Linked DNA regions of Homo sapiens: region 2 is linked to region 1. A link is a loop called in an ENCODE intact Hi-C map of the cell type or tissue named here. Cell type or tissue: ascending aorta. All regions are shown on one strand.

What was found. Hi-C counts contacts between places; a loop is a spot of excess contacts. Peaks named below come from ENCODE experiments on the same cell type or tissue, not always from the same donor. Only the 100,000 strongest peaks of a DNase experiment are listed, where the experiment ranks them.
Region 2: a loop joins it to region 1, with 4 times the contacts of the local background. A loop is called at or near these places in 2 of 110 quality-filtered maps.

Annotation. Positions count from the first base shown.
Region 1 is chr5:59,806,082-59,814,081 of GRCh38, reverse strand. All of the region lies in intron 1 of PDE4D (phosphodiesterase 4D), which reads left to right. Among named protein-coding and RNA genes, the nearest start is that of PDE4D, 84 kb to the left of the region's middle. In ascending aorta, CTCF peaks have their summits at 218 (motif pointing left) and 3,945 (motif pointing left); DNase peaks (open chromatin) are centred at 233 and 3,921; H3K4me3 peaks cover 341 bases; H3K27ac peaks cover 481 bases.
Region 2 is chr5:60,454,102-60,462,101 of GRCh38, reverse strand. It overlaps a transcript of PDE4D not described here and the pseudogene SETP21. Among named protein-coding and RNA genes, the nearest start is that of PART1, 30 kb to the left of the region's middle. In ascending aorta, no CTCF peak of the experiment used is centred here; a DNase peak (open chromatin) is centred at 3,793.

The sequences.
Region 1 (8,000 bases):
TAACTCATATTTATTTACTTATTTTTCTAAGCGCAATCGCTAAATTATCTCGTCTTCCTAAGGCGTATGAATCTCTTACATTAACTTAGGGACAGAATATAGAGTTTTATGTTATCTTCTGTGAGTTCTTTTTCCATTCTGTCATGTTTCAGACTTTCAGAGGTAATTTTTAAGTATTTCAGCTGTGCCTTAGATACATTAAGGGACCTATAGTGCCTCCCTGAGGCCAAGATGATGGTTGCAATCATAAATAGGTTATTTCTGAGTTGAGACTGGTAAGAACAGATTATCCTGCCCAGACAGTGATGTGCCAAGCATTGGCAACTTTGAAAAATTTGCAATTTGATTTTATAGGAGAGTTTCCTTAACAGGCCTGAGTTTTTTTCCCATTGCTTTTGTGAATACAGTATTTTCCCCTGCTAGACTCTTAGTCAAATGTTCTTGCCATTATAAGAAAAAAGGAAAACTGAAAAACTTGAAAATAATTTTATTGGCTTAGGAATTATTTTCATGTTTGTCTGCTAATGGCAAATAAATCTACCTTATTGAATCATACGGATTTTAATTCCCCGGGGGAAAGGTAACCAATGACAGGCATATGTGTGTGTGTGTGTGTGTGTGTGTGTGTGTGTGTGTACAAGTGTATGCTTGTGAAAATTGAACAGCAAAAAGAAATTAGGTGGAGAGGAAAACATTAAAGCTGGTACTGGTGGGTAATCATTATATATAGTATATATACACATATGCCTTCTCCAGTTTTATGGAGGCAGTCAGTGCCTCAAAGACGTGTAATAAAGAGACAGCAACAATTATTGGTGGCATTCATGTAGGAGAGGCTTGAGCCAATGTAAACTTGACTTGGTTAGTAATCTTTGCCAAAACTCCCTGATTGTTGTAAGGGAGTTGTGAACCATTAGGTTTGCTTAACCAGAACAGCAAGTAAGCATCCAAACAGATTGTCCTTGGACCATAAGCAAATGCCCAGAAAATAGCCCCCTGCATAGGATATTAAGTACTTAGAAACAAATGAGAAAAAATATTACAGCAAGTCTTCCAGGTATAGAAGGGATAAACAACCCTATTGGTATCAGAATTTAGGAATATTATTATGTCTCCCACTTTAAATGAAATACAGCAGCCTGACTTGGCAAAATTTGGGGAACGGTTCCCCTTCTTTGCAGCCAGGTTCGGTGCTTGCCCTCTGGCATCCCTTCAATTGTGTATATTACTGGCAGAGACAGCTGTTTGAGCTGCTAATAAGATTGCAAAATAATATCAGCTTGTGCTTCAGGTTGAAGATAAGAGATAACATTGCATTGGCTGTAGGAATGGCTTTCTTATAAACTGGATTTAGTTTTATCTCACTTGTCTCACTTGTTACTTTTTTATTTATTTACTTTTTTTTTTTTGAGATGGAGTCTCACTTTGTCACCTGGGCTGGAGTACAGTGACACGATCTTGGCTCACTGCAACGTCCGCCTCCCAGGTTCAAGCCATTCTCCTGCCTCAGCCTCCCAAGTAGCTGGGATTACAGGCATGCGCCACCACGCCTGGCTAATTTCTGTATTTTTAGTAGAGACAGGGTTTCACCATGTTGGCCAGGCTGGTCTCAAACTCCTGACCTCAGGTGATCCGTCTGCCTCGGCCTCCCAAAGTGCTGGGATTTCAGATTACAGGTGCCATGACGCCTGGCCCCACTTGATACATTTGAGGGTCTCATAAGGTCTTGAAATTGAGCCTGTGAATTTATAAACAGGGCTACAACCATCCTGCAGATGCAACTTTTTGGCATGCCAGAATCAGTGGCACCTGAAGAGCATCTCCTTGAAAGCGGTAGTAGATAAAAGGAGATGCCTTTCAGGTTTCAGACGTGGACCTCAGATTCACCTCCAAGACTAGAGTTATCACAGTGCACAGGATCATCCAAGAACAGACATGCAGAGGGAGGAAAGGCCATTGTAAGGCTCAGGAGAACATAGTAGAGCCTAAAAATGAGAACAAAATGGTACTATCAGAAAAGATGGCAGTGGTTGGGACATAAGAGAGGGTAGGTTCACAGGTTTGTGGGACCAGGACTCAGTCACTTTCCTCGCGCTAGGCTCAACCCTCACGATGGGGAAAGTAATGTACTTCTGGGCTTAAAATTCTTCACAGTCAACTGGTAGAGATATGAGGGAATTTATTGCTAAGTAGTAGGGAAAGTGTTTTCACAAATAACATACAGGAAATTCCCATATCATACAAAGGAGGTTGTATTATCACCACGTTTTTACATATGAGAAAATAGAGTCTTAGAAAAGTTATGTACCTTGCCTAGGAGCATGTGCCTAGATAGTGGCAGCTCCAAGATTCAAACCTAAAACTCCAGAGTCTGAAACTCACACAGTTTCTTCTCTGTTCTGAGGCTTCATGCAGCTGGACAGGAGGTTAGCCTGAGACAAGAGGAGGATCATTCTCGAAGGCAGAGAGGCTGGGGACATGACTGCTTTCTGGAAACCTGAGCTCATGGAGAGAGGCTGAGAGTCAGGAAAGTAGGACATGAAATCATTTAATGAGAGTGAAGACCAGCCAGGTCAGGGAGTTTGAAAAGAGAGTTTTGAAATATCCATTGTAGCTAATATGGGAGAGCATTCTTTGAGAGTGATTAAAATGGCGACTGAGGACACAGCTAAAGTGAGAAAGAATAAATCTGTGGCAGACTTGCATATTTTTGGTATGTGCATCTCTTTCCGAAATCAATTGAACAGAGGTGGGAAAAGTAGCTTGGTGGATAATGAGGTAGAGTGGAAAGTTGAAAAGACAGAGCTTAGGAGTCTTTCTGATTGGTCTAAAATTCCCCAGGGAAAATCATGTTTCTTTTTATGAATATAGTCCAGGTCTTAGGTCTGTCCCACGGCACAAAGTTTTCAGGACATTCTGGACAAATTCACACATTTCCCTGGATGTCAGTCAATTCCCTTTGCCTCTGTGCTATCACTTTCCTTCTCTCTGCTTTCTCCTTGAGTTACCTGTCCCAGCTCTTCACTCCACATTCTGCAGCCTCCGTTTAGCTCCTTTATACCTTTGTCCAGATTCTTCCTAACTTATTATACTGCCTCCTCATGTCAACTTCCATCCCATCTGCATTTGGGAAAAGAAGCCCACATGATAAGTGAGTCCATCTGCTAAATGTATGCATCTTAGAGCATTTGTTCAAGATCAATAAAGATACAAATTATTTTGATTTTTCAGCTGTTGCCCAAATCCACAAGAGTACACAAATGAAAATGCACTGATTTTTAAAAAGTACAAATAGCCATTAAAGTTTGTATTGTTTTATTCTTTAAATAAGCCGGAAAAATGGGAATACGTAGGAACGAGGGAGCTAGCAAAATAGGCGGGGCTTCTGCGTTTCAGGTGGTCTGAGACTGCAGTGACCCTGAGGCTGGTGGACCTGGAAGGAGCCAGGGAGAGATGGTGGATCCCAGGGGTGGGAGCAAATGCATGGTCCAAGGTTCTGAATGGCAGAGCTAGACCAAAGGACTAACCTGCTAACCTTGACCAAGGAGATGGCCCAGAGGTTTTCTATTTCTACTGCTCCATCTTTTCATTATAAGTTCCCAGTAGAAACGAGTCATCATTTAAAATATCGGTGCAGCACTTAACACATAAGGAAAAATCAATAACATTCATTTACTTACAGTACCCAGAGAAGAAATAAATTCAAATACGTAAAAATGGGCATGAACCATCCTGTTCCATATCCCACTTTAGGACTGTCAGCAACTGTATACATTGCTGAACGTCATTGCTCTTGTACATAATGAATAATTTTCTGTAACCCTGTGAAGGCCGACTGATTTTTACGGAAAGACAGCTTTGTGTTAGGCGGCCCGCCTTCCCCACGGAATCGGGTTTTCCCACGCCACGTTTTGATGTTTCTGAGAAGTGTGCGCCATCTGCTGGCCGCTGAGAGGATTGACGAGCAGCCATAAGGAGCACCGTGTTTCTTGAGCATGACTTAACCAGGCAATGGAATTACAATTATCTTTGGGTTTCTAAAACATAATAGACATTTCAGGATTCACGTGACTTATGAGAAGTCGCTTAATTGCCTTTCAAGCAGTATACATTTTTTATTCAATATGTGTATTATTCTTTGTAATAATAAACGATGCAATAAAGCAATCGAGGGGTTCCCACATGCTCTCTAGGCAGAGATGGACCCCGGGCCCTAGATGAAAGGTTAATAGTTTGGAGTGAGCACTAACTCTGGTCCTCTGACTCTGAATCTAAGTCAGGAGTAGAATAGAGCTGTACAAAGAAGACTGCTTGATGGAATTGAATTTTGTCCCTTCTTCAATGGGGGAAAATAAAGTACAGTTTTCATCAATAGATTAATGACTAAACTTGGACCTTGATGCCAAATCCAACTTGAGCTCCGCCTGCACAGTCTGGAGATGTACATAAGAGACACATGCTCAGCCTCTTAGCACATCGTTATAATCCAGGCAGGCAATACTATATCCTAAAATTACTCCTCTTTGCTGAAATTGAGAAAATAGGAATTACCCAGGGTAAATTTGGTACATAAATGTACCAAATGGTATGATTTATTCTAGTACTGTCTTCTTTTTCTTGATTTTCTTCTTTATTGGGAAATTTGTATTTTGTAGTTCCTTCGACACTTTAAAAATTAAACTAGAGGGTAAGATTTAAGTTTTCTCACAACTAACAAATGATTTTGATTTTATTGCCCAAAGCCCTTTATATCTCACTTTCGATGGGTCTAGTCCCTTTGGCTTAATTTAGATGTGATTTTTCCTTAATAATTTTGAAAATGGTGGTGCTCTATACCAACTAGCTAGAATAGGAATCACATTGACAGTATTTAATGGATAGAAGCATCTCAAAGATCTTTGCTTAATGAGGGCAAATCATTAGCAATGTCCAACTCCCTATGTTAGAGGCGCCAACTAAGGCACGGTACTTAAATTTAAAGCACAACTCTTCGACTTCCATAAAGTACATATATTACATTATATTTTTAAATTACGGGGTAGTGACTCGATATGTCACTGGAATGTTTTGAATAGTGCCCCCGGCCCCCCTGCCAAAAAAAAGAATGCAAGAACACTGTCCTAACCAAGAAGGCCTGGGAGTTTTAACTAATTCAGCCTTTCAGCCTCCACTTAAAATTCTGGAAGACAGTAGTGTTGGTGCTAGCTGTCCTTGGCTGCAAGTTGTCTTTACAGAAGAACTTGGGGTACATTTTGGTGTGAGGCCACTCTTGCAAGCAGCATTTGCAGGCATTAAGAGAATGCACACAGTTCAATAAGCTGGGGTTATATTCATAATCAGTCTTTGTTTAATGCTGTAAAAATACTAAAGGAATGGCCAAAATCTCTCGGTATCTGGGGAAAAGGGTTCTTTGAAACTTTTGATGTGTGAGCAGAATAATGGAAACTTATCTGTTCCCCATGCTTTTAACACACACACAAACACACACACACACACACAAACGTCATAGATCAAGATGTAACAGGTTGGAATGGGGCCTAGGCTTGGGAATTTTGTGACTCCCCAGGTGATCTCAATGTACTGCTGGTTTATTAGCAGGCTTTGCCCAAACAAATACTCTTTCTCACCTACCAGGAGAAATCAAAGAGCTCTGGGTTAAACACTTGTATGTTAAAACCAAAATGGTGGGCATTGCAGAGTAGAGGAATTAGGAGAAGAAAATAGATATTGGGTCAAAAATTGGCCTCAGGAACCAGGAAGTAAGAATGGCCAATCTTAAAAGAGAAAGTTCTGTTGAAGAGGGAGCATTATCTGAAGTTGGAATGACTATGGAGGACAATGACAGCTGTCCCACAGGATGTCACTGGGCTGAGGAAAATCAGACTGGAAGCCACAAGCCCATGGGGGCTCAGGAAGCCTGTTTCCTGAGCAGAACAGAGCTGGGTTTGGCACATGCCTAGTGTTCCAGTGAAATCTGTCATTTTTCTGCTTCCACTTTTTACAAATGAGTTATTCAACGCTACTTTGTTGACACATGGACTCAGCATTTAAAAAATGACAGTGGAGATAAGGGTCTAAGGTAGTGATAGGCAAATGAATGATGGGCATCCATCATCTGAAGAGCTTCTTAAAATTCAGATTTCCCAACCCCACCACAGACGTCTGTCTCCGTAGGTCTTGGGTAGGGCTCAGAGCAGGCTGCTTCTGAAATTTTGAGGTTGTGAGGTAAGAATACAGGTGGGAGCCTGCATACCACTTGTCTAAATATTTAAAAGTTGTAAATCAGCCTAATGAACTGTGAAGGAAGCTCTGGCCTACTTCCTTGACAACTTAAGCCTATACAGAGACCTGGAAGATCAAGTTCAAATGCAGAACCTGAATGTTTCGGTTCTATCTGCTCCCTCAGTGTTAAAGGTCTGTCCTTTTTCCTTGACAAATATGCTTTCATAATTGTCTGGAAGGCCGGATTCCAATTCAGCAATTCCAATCCCTCAGTGTTGAGGGAAAGGGCCACCCGCTCTGCTCTTCTCTTCCCATCTGGCTCTGTCTGGAACCACGAAGCACCTCTGTGTGTGTGTGGGGACAAGCCAGCCCAGGTGCCTGCGTTTTGGCCCAGTACCTCCTACCCTCATACTACATATGTAGCCACCCCCAGGCATAGGGTTGTGCACACTGGTGACATGTCTGCCCTCTAGAAGAAGCATGGGGGAAATGGGACCCCACAGGCCCTGTTAGCTGATACGGGCCATGAGCTCCCAGGTCACGGTCTAAAAGTACATTGGTTTGGGGCTCTGCGTGACCATATTCCAAGGATCCTGCAAAGGAAGAGGCAGGACTGGAGAAGGGAAAGAGTGGGCCTTCTAAGGCTCCCAGGGCAGGACCTCTTTTTGTCTGGTCTAAGAGGGGTATTGAACCCAAGTGGCTTAGATGCTGAATCCCTGGGCTTAGAACCCAATGCCCTGGAGCATTGATCTCACAGTGCTGGCCAGAAAGGGGCTCGTTGGTTGCTACTAGGTCATTATCACTCCCAGGGCACCTGGGCAGTCAATGAAACTGAGCTCAGAAAAGTCCTGCCTTTATGATGTCCCTTCCACTTCCATAACTTTCTCCATAAAATAAAACCAAGAAAAATAATTTTTCTCTTGATTTCAAATCGTATTTAAAGGAAAATAGAAATTTTATTTTTAAAGAAATTGCATGTTTTCATTGTCTATATATTGTTTTGAAATATGTACACGTTGTGTAATGGCTAAATTGAGCTAATTAAATGTATAACCTCACATGCTTATCATTTTTGTGGTGAAAACACTTAAAATCCACTCTCTTAACAATTTTCAAAAATATTTGAAAAAATATAGTTATTAACTGTAGTCCTGTAACTATTTCCTATTAATTATAGGGAAGTAGAAATTTTAATAGTCATCTTTCTCATGCTTTTCTTGACTTTTAGATTCAAGAAATAATAAACTTGAATAAAAGAGATTAATTTCACAGTAATGCAATATTTCTGTAAAATTTCACACCTTGTTGACTGTCAATCAGCTGAGAACTTTACACCTCATTAAAAATCCATTAGAACAATGGCTGTTCCATTAGCCCTTCAGTTTATGCCTTAAAACATACTTGTCTAAAAACAACATTGTTTTTGGCAGGCTGCTCCTTTTGATAAGTGGGGACTTGCTCTGGTATTAACTGTTTCCAGGTCTCCAGAAAAAGGCTCAGGGTATGTCTAGGGACATCAGTGACAACAGTGAGGTAGAGCAAGTCAATACTGTGCCACCTCTGCGCTAGCCAGAGAACCTCTGCTCCAAGGTGAGTTGGTTCCCCCTTTCATTAAGGTCCTCAGGCCCCAGTAAAATCCAGATATGGCTTTGGAGAGGAACGCTGTCTGAGTGAAGCTCCCTCAGTTTCATAACCAGCTTAGAGCTTCTCAGCTCTGACCTGCCTGTTAGCATGGCTGGGGAGCCCAGTGGTTTATTGAACTGGCTAATAACAAAGAT
Region 2 (8,000 bases), 650 kb before region 1:
ATGGCTGGAGAAGGGCAGGAGAGGGCATTCTGAAGCATCAGCCCCCTGATTAGGGATACCTGGCCCTAGAGTGGTCCTGGCCTTTTCACTCCTGCTTTTCAGAGATCCTGCTTCTAACACATCCTTGAGCATCTCAGTAAAGCAAGCTTCCTATGCCATTCTGAAGTGTTTGGGTTAAGAACGTTTCTCATGTGAATAATGCTTGGTCACCAGACTGAGGTCCAGCGTATTCTTCATCTGGTCTGATAGAAATCCCTTGTCTTTAAATGTCATATATTTAAGGTAACAACTCTATTTTGTAGGTTGAAACAAAAACTTAAACTGTATCAGTTAATGTTTTTAAAGTCAACCAAAGGGAAGGCACCTCTTCCCAGTGTGTTTCATCAATTGAAATCTGGTGAATGTTTTTTTGTTTGCTGGTATGTTCCACCATGTGTGTGAGCATGAAGGTAGGAAAACTGTTTGCTCAGCCATTCCCTCTGTGGTTTGGTTTGTTGGAGAATCAGTCAAATGGAAAGGCTTTCCTCTGATGTGATTACAGAATCAAATATTTTATAATTCCCAGATACTTCTGAATCTTGAATAATTATTAAAGTCAGTGAACACTTTCTCTTTCTTTTCCTTGACTCCCTTTGGATTGAACTAGCCCGCAGGGCAACACAATATTATTTCCCTGGGCTAGGTGCACTTTCCTCTTCGTGGACTATTGGGTGCCTGTAGATAGAGTCCCTGTGCACAGCAGGCAGATTGTGCACCGCATAGTCCTGGAGGTAAATTTCACCAAGAGTATAAGTGGGATTGTGCAAAATGGTAGCCCTGCCTATGCATGTTTGGGGCAGGGATTCCCCCCAACTGTGTATTTCCTGGGAGGCCTGATTTTCCTCCTCTTTCTGTCACCCATCATAAGCATATGGAGAAGATGGATGTTTGAAGGGAAAATAATGTTATTTTCTGCATTTTCTCCCATTTTTTGAGAGCACTCATTCTCCTTCTAATATTAATTTAGATCAGGGAAAATAAAAGCCATTTGTTAAAGAACTAACTATTATATAATAAATTATCAAACAATTACGCCAAAGGTATGTTTACAAACTCCTGTTCTATCTTGGTGGGTTGATTAGCTTCCTTGGGGGGTCCAAACAGCTATGGCTTTTCCATTTTTATAAATGGTTCTGCATTTATAAAATTAAGAATGGACATTTATGCTATTAATTAAGAATGGAATTAATAGTGTAAAGGGATCCTTCAAATACCCATGTGTTATTGCTCAATTTTAACCAATAAATCTTATACCAGAGTGTTCTGCCTGCTTCCGGATGAGCAAGGAGACTTGTGGTCTGGTTCTTGGACTTCCCTAGCAGCATGGCCCCCAAATGCCAGTCTCCACTCCTGCCTCAAAAGAAGAAACCAAGAATGCCTCCTGCTCTGGGACCGGAGGAGACATTGGCCTCTGCAGGCTTGCTGAGGAAGGGAGAAAAAGAACAGCAAGAAGCAATTGAATGCATTGATGAAGTACAAAATGAAATAGACAGACTTAATGAAGAAGCCAGTGAGGAGATTTTGAAAGTAGAACAGAAATATGACAAACTCTGCCAACCATTTTTTCAGAAGATGTCAGAATTGATCGCCAAAATCCCAAATTTTGGGGTAACAACATTTGTCAAGCATCCACAAGTGTCTGCCCTGCTGGAGGAGGATGAAGAGGCACTGCATTATTTGAGCAGAGTTGAAATGACAGAATTTGAAGATATTAAATCAGGTTACAGAATAGATTTTTATTTTGATGAAAATCTTTACTTTGAAAATAAACTTCTATCCAAAGAATTTCATCTGAATGAGAGTGGTGATCCATCTTCAAAGTCCACTGAAATGAAATGGAAATCTGGAAAGGATTTGATGAAATGTTCATCTGGAAAGGATTTGATGAAATGTTCAAGTCAAATGCAGAATAAAGCCAGCAGGAAGAGGCAGCATGAGGAACCAGAGAGCTTCTTTACCTGGTTTACTGACCATTCTGATGCAGGTGCTGATGAGTTATGAGAGGTCACCAAAGATGATATTTGGTCAAACTCATTACAGTACTACTTGGTTCCCGATATGGATGATGAAGAAGCAGAATGAGAAGAAGATGATGATGATGATGAAGAGGAGGAAGGATAAAAAGATACTAATGAAGAAGACAATGAAGATGAAGGTGAAGATGAAGATGATGATGAAGGGGAGGAAGGAGAGAAGGATGAAGGAAAAGATTACTAGAACACTGATAGGTTCCAACTTTCCTGTTTAAAAATTTTTCTCCAGTCCCTGGGAGCAAGTTCCAGTCTTTTCTTTTTCCTCTTGTGCTCTGTTGCCCTGTTGTTGAGGTCTCTTTGCTCTACACCATGGTTCTCAACTTATTGCAGAATACAATGGGAAAAGTGTCTCTACGCCTTTCTGTTTGAAATTCATTTTTATCCCTTTCTGTCTGAACAAAAACTGTATGGAATCAACACCACCGAGCTCTGTGGGAAAAAAGAAAAACCTGCTCCTTTCATTCTGCTGGAAGCTGGAGGGTGCTAGGCCCCTGTGTAGTAGTGCATAGAATTCTAGCTTTTTCCCTCCTTTCTCTGTATCTTGGGCTTAGAGAGTACACGGTGTCTCTATGTGAATATGGACAGTTAGCATTTACCAACATGTATCTGTCTATTTTCTCTTGTTTAAAAAAAGAAAAAAACTAAAAAACAAAATGGGATTATAGAAGGTCAGCAAAGGGTGGATCTGAGATGTTTGGGTAGGTTAAGTGGGCATTTTGACAACATGGCTTCTCCTTTGGCATGTTTATTGTGATATTTAACAGGCATCTTTGTAGTTTAAGATGACACTTTTAAAATAAATTATCTCCTAATGATGACTTGAGCCCTGCCACTCAAAGGGAGAATCAGAAGAACCTGTAGGATCTTATTTGGAATTGACTTTCTCTATTGTAATTTTGTTCCTGCTTATTTTTAAGTTTTCTTTTTGTTTCACTGTAAAGGAAAGATGATGCTCAGTTTTAAACGTGAAAAGTACAAGTTGCTTTGTTACAATAAAACTAAATGTATACACATACACACACACACAACACACACACACACACACACACAAACTTATACCAAAATCACACCACTTTAGTTAGTTGTCCACTGGAAAGGTGCTCTTTGTTTTCGAGCTTCAAAGAAGCTCGTCTTCTTTTATTTGACTGTCGCTAGGGACTCCACTGAGCAGGAATGACTATTCTGATATTTGCTTGTTACATTTTTGGTTTTCAGAGGTGGCATATTGAGGAGGTGCACTTATGGATTGCAGCATAAGTATCCATGAGTCCGGGTGTGGTGCGTGTGCTCACTCATTATCTTGATGTGCTGCTCACTACCACGTCTCTCCTTTACACTATTGGAAACTTTCATTCTTAATAATTTAATTTATCCCTAGTGACTCCAGCCTCCCATGACAGACTAAAAAACCAGACTTGATGAAGTCCAGATATATTTTAATTCTCTTCTATCAAGCCCAAGGGAGAATTTCTTAGCGACTATGCTGACTTATGTCTTGAAAAAACTTTAACTTTGGGAATTTTGATGTATAATGAAGCCAGGAGAGGGAGACGTGTCATTCCAAAATGCTGCGAATAGAATTTAAGCAAGCAACATGACACACATTCTTTGTTTCTTTTGCTTTTTTTTTTTTTTTTTTTTTTGCAATGAAGTCTCACCCTGTTGCCCAAGCTGGAGTGCAGTGGTGTCATCTCGGCTCACTGCCATCTCTGCCTCCTGGGTTCAAGTGATTCTCCTGCCTCAGCCTCCTGAGTAGCTGGGACTACAAGCATGTGACACCATGCCCAGCTAATTTTTTTGTACTTTTAGTAGAGATGGGGTTTCACTGTGTTGGCCAGGCTGGTCTCAAAATCCTGGCCTCAAGTGATCCACCCGCCTTGGCCTCCCAAAGTGCTGGGATTACAGGTGTAAGCCACTGCACCTGGCCATGACACATATTCTTAGCTATTCTCCAAAAGGGAGAACACTAGAAAAGTGGTAATTTGAAAATAGAAACTGTCCAGTAGCAACTGGATGGCTCATAGCTCCAGTGGTTCTAATAAGCGCTCAGTGGAGAGTCTGATACATATTAGGTGCTCAAGAAAATATTTGTTAACTGAATAAACAAATCAATCGGATCTTGTTCAGAGAAATTCCAAAGCAGAGAATATCTGCCACAAGTGCTCACATCAACCATGCCTATTAAGCAGCACCATGTTGTTTGCTCTCGCAGAAAGGGATTTGATTTGGCATTTGCTGAAACAGGCCCCCATCTTACAGACGGCATTGAGACTCGGAAGAGTTAAATAATTTCCTCACAGCTACTAAGCACTAGAACTAGAATAAGAATGTGTGCTTTCTGACTCTGAGTCTAGGATTCTAGGACTTCAAGGGTTTCCTATCTTTTTGAAGTCATGGGGCAGAACAATATAAAGGAACAGCTGGAAAAACTGAAATGAAATTACTATTCACTCTTACATAGGAAGAATAAAGATAACTCTTGAGGGCCCTGATATATTATAGTAATAAAAACAAGACTGAGGTAGCAGAAGCACATGGACATGCAGGGAACACTTCCAAACATCCTTCAAAAGGCCTAACTTCTAAGGACAGGAAACATGAGGAAGCAGAGAAGGAAGGAAATGTGTCTAAATTCTTCCAAGCTGTTTCTTTTACTATTCAGGCCAAGCCTTCTATCTCTTAAATCAAAATTTCAGGGAAAGCTTATGGCAGATGAGACTTTTGGGAGTACATTAGAAAACAGGAGGGAAAAAGGCCTTATTACTCACTGATTTGTATCCTTGTGTTATTTTATAATATTATTAAAGCTCTTTCCATGTTATATAGATTCTGTCTCTCAGCTGTACTGCAAATCTATTAGGACAAGTCTCGTCTCTTTTATGTATTCCTTCTACTGTGTCTATATGTGGTGGTCTCTCAGTCGAGCAGGCTGTACAGTTTATTCGAAGTGTTCCAAGGAGCTTGTGTGCCTCCACTGCTCTGACCTCATTTTTGCAATGTTAATTAAGTTGGGTAGATGACCTATTCGACTGATAACACTCACTAGCTCACTAGTATATGGTAAGTAGTTTATTCTCTTAGTTAGTTGACCGTGACCAGATTAAAGCCCAAAAAGACAAGAAAAAAAATCAGGTGGTAGAGAGTGGGGAACAGAGGTATAGGACACTGTTTTGGGAAAGTGGATCTTCTTGTGTTCCTACAGAGGATAACTCGGGCGTGTCAGGATGAGGTATTACAAGAAGAGAGAACAAGAGGGGAGGCTCACCATTAAATTTGGCTTCTGGCCTTGGGTCAGCCTTGCATGATGTTTTGTAGACTGAGAGTAAGGAAGGAGAAGTTGAGACAAAAACTTTACTCTCTGTTTGGTCACTGAGAGTAAAGGTTCTCTTTGTGCTAGCTTATTCTTAAGCAGTATGCATGAGGCATTTAGGGGTTTATTGCTGAAGAAAATTCATCCTCTTGTGCTAATTGGGCAGGGATTCCAAGGGATTAAAACCAAAATCATTTGACCACCTGAGTTACAGTAATTTTAGAGCTTAGGTTGTTTATTTTCACTGTATAGCACAACCAAATACTATTCAGTCTGGCTGCATGGAATGAGATATGGCTAATTAGATTTCCTGGCTAACCCAGGTTAAGGCAGAAATGCCATGTTAACAGTAGCACCCTTAAACCTGGGGAAAGAGGCTCTTGCCTCGTGTCACTTGCTTTAGAGGGCCCTACTGGTCTTCCTCCACTGTGCCATGCCTTATGGGGAGACGATTCTGCAGAGCCATGTGGATATTGTCAATCCAAAGCACCCCATTCCCTCTTCTAAACCACTTGGTACCCCACAATTCCTACCTAAGTGATCCCAAGATGACTTCCAGGGCCTACGTGGGTCTCTCTTGAGTTCTCATCTCCCGAAGGTGAACTGTACCACTTGTGTTGAGCACTCCTAGGACCAAAGAGTGTGGGGCTGTGCATGAATCTTAGATGTTTGGGCTGAGATGTCCTTGGGGGTGTGTGCAAGGCCCCTCACTGCAGAAAAGAACTGAAGGTGGGGAAGAGAAGAGAAGGGAGTGGGCTACTGGCTGGAGAACCCTGGCTCCAAAAATTTTAGGCATGGGCTGACATTTCTAACTCTCCAGTGGGAAACCATTTAAAGCAGTCAACACATTGACTACGAAGTGCAGGCACTACTTTGAGTAACTAGACTTGATCGCAGAGGTCCTTGAATGGCCTCCTGGTCTGCATGTGTAACAACAGTGGTTATTGTTCTCTGGACTCTAATGCTGTAGGTACTAGATGTGACTGTTCTCCAGAGACATTCCTAGGGAGTTGCTAATGGTGGTGGTGGTAATTGCTATTATTATTTCATGAACATTGAAATCTTTTATTTTTTTGTAAAGTTGTCTCCTTGAATACTGGACTGTAAAGGTGTGTGGATGTGTTCTAGCAAATTGAGAATTGTAGTTAATTGAGTTCTGGTTATTTAACTTTTTACTGTAGTTTGTACTTGTTGCTTGTTCAGAGTCTAGGCAATTTTACATGGGCTTATTTTATCCTTTCTCCCTATCTCCATTAGTCTTCAAGATCAGGAAAATGATTTATGTCATTTTAAAATAGAGCCTTCCTCTGTCTCTCATTTTCCTTCTTCTCTCTCTCTAAGGTATATTATTGCCTACTATATCCTGTGCCCTGTGCTGGAATTTCTCTTGTGCTAATTTTTATTGATAACATATGATGGCTTAAAATGTCATCTAGTGTTTAGTAAATTCATAATAGAAAATAACTTTGTTCCCTCACAAATTTTTACAGACATTTAAAATTAGCACTTCAATATCCAAGTATTTTGCTTTTTCTTTTCTGGAGAGAAACTAACACCTGTAGGTATTTGTTGACATGCAAAAAATGCATGCAAGAATTTTAAAATTTTATACCCTATAATTGGTTGTATACTATTAATTAGACCTCTTCTTTAGCTCTCTTACTGTATACACTCTTCTGTTTTCCCAAATTCTCTCCTCTTTCTCTAAATTCCTCACCCTGTTCCCCACCCTTTCCCTGCCTTGTCTCTGGGTTTTTGTCTCTCTTGCCTCATTTTTCCTTCTTTCTCTCTCACTTTCTTCCCCCACCCCTTCTCTCTTGTTTACACTCCCCGCTCATGTATGTGCCGCTTCGTCTTTGTGTTTATATCTACCAGGGGAAAGACCAACCATCTTTATTTTTAAATTTTATTTTACTTTAAGTTCTGGGATACATGTGCAGAATGTGCAGGTTTGTTACATAGGTAAATGTGTGCCATGGTGGTTTGGTGCACCTATCAGCCCATTACCTAGGTATTAAGCCCCGCATGCGTTAGCTATTTATCCTGATGCTCTCCTTCCCCTCACTGCCTCCCAACATGCCCTGGTGTGTATTGTTCCCTTCCCTGTGTCATGTGTTCTCATTGTTTAGCTCCCACTTACGAGTGAAAACATGTGGTGTTTGGTTATCTGTTCCTGTGTTAGTTTGCTGAGGATGATGGCTTCTGGCTTCATCCATGTCCCTGCAAAGGACATTATCTCATTCCTTTTTATGGCTGCATAGTATTCCATGGTATATATGTACCACATTTTCTTTATTCAGTCTATCATTGATCGGCATTTGGGTTGATTCCATGTCTTTGCTATTGTGAATAGTGCTGCAATAAACATACGCATGCGTGTATCTTTATAATAGAATGATTTATAATCCTTTGGGTATATACCCAGTAATGGGATTGCTGGGTCAAATGGTATTTCAGGTTCTAGATCCTTGAGGAATCACCACACTGTCTTCCACAATGGAACCAACCATCTTTTAAAGTAACAAATGACATCTAAGTGTGAAGTCCGAAGTCAAAGAGCTAGAGAGTCATACAGTTTCAGAGTTGTCGCAGTTTTGATGATTGATTCTCTGGCAGGG